Regions from separate parts of the Mus musculus genome. Here region 2 is linked to region 1. The links are chromatin loops, found by intact Hi-C in ENCODE. Cell type or tissue: heart. All regions are shown on one strand. Links, peaks and the distances in the headings refer to the core of each region. The heading gives the core; the rest is flanking DNA. Region 1 overlaps BC048602 (cDNA sequence BC048602). Region 2 overlaps Vps13b (vacuolar protein sorting 13B).

What was found. Peaks named below come from ENCODE experiments on the same cell type or tissue, not always from the same donor. Only the 100,000 strongest peaks of a DNase experiment are listed, where the experiment ranks them.
Region 2: a loop joins it to region 1, with 2.2 times the contacts of the local background. A loop is called at or near these places in 1 of 42 quality-filtered maps.

The regions. Positions count from the first base shown.
Region 1 is chr15:35,325,163-35,328,085 of GRCm38, reverse strand. All of the region lies in intron 1 of BC048602 (cDNA sequence BC048602), which reads left to right. Among named protein-coding and RNA genes, the nearest start is that of BC048602, 1.9 kb to the left of the region's middle. In heart, for the core only: a CTCF peak has its summit at 1,283; no DNase peak of the experiment used is centred there; H3K4me3 peaks cover 944 bases; H3K27ac peaks cover 603 bases; H3K27me3 peaks cover 644 bases.
Region 2 is chr15:35,543,825-35,546,747 of GRCm38, reverse strand. The region is part of intron 19 of Vps13b (vacuolar protein sorting 13B); the gene reads right to left. Among named protein-coding and RNA genes, the nearest start is that of Gm24771, 58 kb to the right of the region's middle. In heart, for the core only: a CTCF peak has its summit at 1,678 (motif pointing right); no DNase peak of the experiment used is centred there.

The DNA of each region.
Region 1 (2,923 bases), core at 260-2,759:
GCTATTTAACCTAATCTAACCTTACCAAAGAGAAAGACCTATTTAACCTAGCTTTACTTTATCCTTGTTTGGGGGACAGGATCAGTAGACTTCCACTACCAGACACATGTATACCGGGTTGAAGCTTTGTGTTTAGCAGAGCCTGGGAAGATGCCTAACTCGTTAACATCTGCTTGAACCATAGCCATTGACCCACCCACAAAAAAAAAAAAAAAAAAAAAAAAAAAAAAAAAAAACCCTAATCATACAGATCTTAAGTTTAATGTTTTGAGGTCCTGACGTGGTTAATTTTGGCCAGAACAACATTATCTCCAAATCATGCTGCAATAGGGCCACTGGGAATTTTCTTTGAAATGGAAGCTATGCTAGGGAATTATGCACGTACACATTAGAGTAAACATTAACAGATGACAGGTTTCTTCATGTCCCATGAATTCTGTCATTTATAATCACTGCCAAATAATTGTTCAAAATGACACAAATCACTTTGAAAACCGAACTCTGGCTCTGTTTGCTTTAATGGGAAACCTATCCCTCTGAGGCTAGACCACATATAACTGAGGCGGACCCATGATTTACACAGGACTGGGGGCTCTATACTGGCCACAAGACATCAGATTTGGAGATTTCTTCTAATCTCTGATCAGAGTTTACACACTAGTCTCCATTAGAATTTGGCCCTGCATTTAAGCATGGCAATAAATTAAATAATTCATTTCATCTTTGCATTATTTCTCTAACAGTAGATTAGCAAATGATTCAACGAAACCCCAATCATATAATTTTGATAGTCTGATAAAGGCTATTATTATAAACAGTATTGTTATAAATGTTTTGAAAGTTTATTTATAAATTGGATTGACTTTGCCTGGTTCCTAGGTTACTGACATGTGATCTCTCAGCAGTAAACAAAAAAAATGTATTGTAAAAATCCTTATTTCAACAAATTATGCCAAATCTTAATAGACATTTTGTTCCAGAGCCTGAAGGATTTTTAATGAAGTCTATTACCTTTATTAGTAGCCAAGAACTGAGAGTCCAGCCTTTCCACTTCCTTTTAAAATGCGAGGTCCGCAAACCTGAAATTTTCACTTTTACTTTTCAATTTTGAACTGACATTCCAATCTGGGAGGGGAAGGAGGAGATGTAAAGACACCAAACACTCGAAGGTACCCCAAAGTGGGATCTCGCTGCTAAGAGCAGCAGCAAGCTTTCTTCTACAGGATCCAGGACTCTGTCGCCCTTTCGCATCCCGGCTGCGAATTCGTCCCTGCAACGCCTCCTGCCGGTCGGAAGCGCAGACGCCTTAAGGGCCTCTCGCCGTCTAGGAGGCCGGGGACAGGCGAGCCGTCTCCGTAGCGCCACCGCGGCCGTGAGCACGCGTGGGAGCGTAGGCCGCAGCACTGCAGCTCTAGGAAAGGGAGAGCGGGGCCTCGGCTCGCGCCTGCCCCCTGGGTCACCCATATGCGTGGGCTGTCACGTCTCACCGGGCCTCCCGCACTCCCACCCTGCCCACCTCCGGCAGCGCGCCCCACTCTCCGTTTCCTGCCCGCCTCTGTCCGCCCCTCCCCCCTCCCCACCCTCCGTGACCCCACGCGGGAGTGCTGGGGTCCAGGCGCTCATCCAGGGCTGGCTGGTGGGAGAGCTGAGGACTCACAGGAGTGTGGGTGTAGCCGAGAGGTTTGGGGTCTTGGGAGAGCTGTGTTGGGGACTTGTGAGACTTTCCTAGGAGAGGCCCTGTAACCTGCTCTTTTCCTGCCCACTCTCCCGCACCCCCACTCTGTCTTTTGCACCCCACCCCACCCCACACCTCTACCCAGTCCTCTGCCTTGTCTTCCCCCATTTCCCTCTTCTTGGAGCTGTTTCTCCTCCAGGCTCTCTCTTCACTTCACCTTTCTGCTCCACATGCTCTAACCTTTACTGCGTGATTGCTTTCTCCCCTCTTTCTGCATCCTAAAGTTCTCCACTTGCATTTGGTTAAGTGGTCACCACCTTCAAAACTAATTATTTCTTAGTTCATTTGAAATAAGATATCTTAAGCCTAAGGCTAATTTCATCTTCTACCTGTTCAGTGCAGAATAGCCTCAGGTATACTAGACGTGCTACATGAGTACCGAGTGGACACTCAAAAGAAATCTCCACACTAAGTTTTCTACATGGGTCGAGGGGAAGTCCTTCGCTAGGTTTGTTGATTGTAAGAGAAGCCCATCCATTCGTTAGGAAGGTCAAAGATAGTGTGTGGGCCTGCCTGGTACCAATGGCAGTCAGGGGCACTCAGGGACAGGTGTCATATCAGAGTGAGGAGGCTACAGGCTGGCCACAAGCCAGGCTTATGGAGAATTCGGCAAAAATCCAGACCTGCCTGGTCTATGCATCTGTGGTTCCAGATATCTAGAGCTGTGAAGTGGCTCCGCTGATAATCTTATCGAGCCATCGCGTAGCCCACCGCTGTGCCCCTGCCTCTGCCTGAACTCACAGAGGTCCAGTGGGTCGGACCAGCCAGTCTGAGGTCCACTGGCAAGTTCTGCTGCTCTATCAGGGACCACAGCCGAGCCCTAACCACAGACCAGTCCTGTTTCTCTTTCTGCTCTTGGGAGATAGTTACAGATATAGGTAATTAAGTTGCATCTGCTACTATATGCCCTTGCATAGACAATGTATTGGCTGAAGGTTAATTAGCTCAGAGTCTCTAAGAAGACGGCAAGCACCAGAACTTGGTAGGATTTGGAGTAAAAATACACAATCCTTCCTCTCAGCTAAGAGGGTTTAAGCAAGTTACTAGCTTTCATCATGTACCAACTAAAGCTGTTGGATAAGCTAAAATCTTTTCTTATTTGGAGATCTTTTCTCAAAGCAGGAAAGCTTACTAGCTAAAAGATTCTACTAGCTTGATTTTGTTGCCCCCCCCCTTTTTTTTCTTTTT
Region 2 (2,923 bases), core at 334-2,833, 220 kb before region 1:
CTTAAATTATTACAGGGATCCTTTCCCATGTCACAAGAATTTCATTTGAATTATCTCTGTCTGATAACTGTCTTGAACGTATCTACATACCCGATATCTCCCTTGATGAACTATAAGTTGATAAGAAGCCAAAAGGAGCTGGAGACCTGGCTCAGCATTAAGAAAATTGCGGCTCTTGGTGAGGATCCTAATTCAGTTCCCAGCATCCACATGGTGGCCAACACCTATCTGTAACTGGAGTTCCAGGGATAAGACACCCTTCTCTGGCTTTCAAAGGAACTGCATACATGTGCTACACAAACATATATGTAGATGAAACCTTCACACACAGAATAGCTGTTTATCGCCTGTTAAATGATTGTTAGCCCACTACTTCTTATCTTTCTACAAAAATTGATCAGTGTGGCCTGCCTTCTACAACTGTAGAACTATTTCAGAAAGTCTCATGCTCAGATGCAGTAATAATCCCTCTTTAAATTCTTGACTCCTCTCTTCCTCTCAGCCCTTACCCACTTATTTCAAGGAAATGTCCTCCTTCGAAACATTGCTAATAATCATGAACTATGTTTCAGCCAAAAGAAAGGTTAGTGAGAAAGAAAGGTACAGCCGAAAGAACAGCCATCACAAACCCTTGTTGACTTGGAAATGCTTCTAATTTCAAATTCCTGTACAAAACTATCTTTTTATTATCATATTCTGCAACTATTTTGACCTACTCTTTAAAAAAAGAAAGGAAAGACGCATTATCAACTTTAAAGTTTTCTCACCTTGTTCATTAAAGATGTTCTATACTGGCAACACAGTCTAGTCTATTAGTTTAGTGTACAGATGCACTATTTATGATATTATATCCCAACAACCCCATTAAAATTAAAGCATTTTAAGTCAAAAGAGCATTTATACGCTTAACCTATAGAAAGAAGATTCTGGTTCCACAGCACAGTATACATGAGAGGATCTCCAGTTCGCCATGCTGAGCAATGAGCTGCCTGGGAAAGGCAGCAACTACATGTTTGCTTTCTGCTTCATGGCATGCTGGGGAGGCGACTATGCTTGAGGAAACAGGTCACATGCAGTCAAGGAGCACAAAGGTCAATGCTGGGCTCCATTAGCTTCTTTTCCCTTCTTATTCCGTCTGGGACTTTGGTCTATACAACTGTGCCTCCCACTTTGAAGATGAGTCTGCCTTTCAATCACACAGGAGATATACGTTTGGGTGTCACATAAAAAGCTCAACATTGAATCATAATTAAGTCTTACTTCCTTAAGTCATTTTTGTCAGGAATTCTGTCACAGCAACAAGAAAATAATAAAGTAGTTTCATATTATTTTATTTTACTTTATCTGTTATTTTGGCAGTCCTCTGAAGTGAATGGAGGACCTAGGGAAGTGTTCTGCCACTAAACTATACTTCTAGTCATTATCAGTGTTAAATGCTTTTTAAAATATGCTTTCTATATGAATCTTTCCAATGACATCAAATATTTTTACAGGCCCCAAAATTTTACCAAGGCACATCTACGGATTCATTCTGAATGATTTCACAATTTATAATTGGATAGCAAAACTACTTGTGATTGTCATAAAAAGCTGCCATGAATATTCTTATTCTTTAAGTAAAACTTTGGGGGTGGGGGTGTACACAGACATATGTGCAGGAACCAATGGAGGCCAGAAGGGGGTGCTGTATCCCCAGGAGCTGAAGGTACAAGCCTTTGTGAACTATCTGATGTAAATAATCAAAACCATATCAGATCCTCTGCTAAAGCAGCAAATGTTCTTTCCTACTAGGCCATCTCTACAAACCTGACTACAGTTCTTTACATGCACCTCAGATCACTCTCTTAGGATTTTTTTAGAGGTAGGATTATAGAGATTATATCTATATAATTACATGATTATAATCATGTAACTTTCTCAGCTCTATTTATCATTTATCAAGCATATGAGCTGGGTATGGTGGTGCATGCCTATGCTCCCAGCACTTCAGAGGAGTGTCTGTAAAACTGAAGCCAACCTGGCCCACATAATGAGTTCTGAGGCCATCACAGGACTGTGAAGAGAGAACATGTCTCAAAAAGAGAAGGTGGGGGACAACTTGCAAGCAAAATGATCTGTTATCCTAAGATCCATTTTGCTATCTATAGCTTATGTTTATATATGTTACAAGTAACTTATTTTTCTATTTGTTTTTCTCTGGGACTGCTGTCTATGAAATACATATATTTGTGTTACTTCACAATTTATCCATAATAAAGTTCGTAAAATTACTATATTCATTTTTTAACTATTCCCATGAGGTTTTAGATTTCTACTTCACAAATGAAAAATAAAAATGTAACCTACTTAGAATTCTTCACGCTTTATATTCAAAAAAGACTTCTAGTAGGTTAAGAATTTCCTTTTGAATTTTCATAATAAGTATAAAAGTGAAATAATTACAAAAATAAAACTGTGATGATCAACAGGCAAACATCTGTGAAAGGAAACCATGCTTTCAGGTGTACATAGATTAGCTACTTCCTTATGAGTAAAACTAAATGACTGTGCACACAATAGGTATGTAAGTACTTGCTTCCCAAAAGAACATTCTAATTATTTAAAATAAATTATTTATTTACTTAAAGGCGGGCTCAAATACTTAATTTAAAACACTACCACCACCACCACAAAAAAAAGGTCTATATCCAATTTAACTACAATGGTCAGCTCTCTCAGACATGAGGAACATCTCACTTTATCACTGCCTCTGCCGATAATATCACTTCCCTTTAACTTATCCTTCATGTACTGAACCTTCCCTTCACTAAACTACTTCTAACTTTTGCCTATATTTAAACTATCCAGGGTAAAATTAGCCTAGCTGTCTGGACTCCAGTAGGGAGATAAGGGGAACATAATGTATTGCAGCATGGTACTCTGC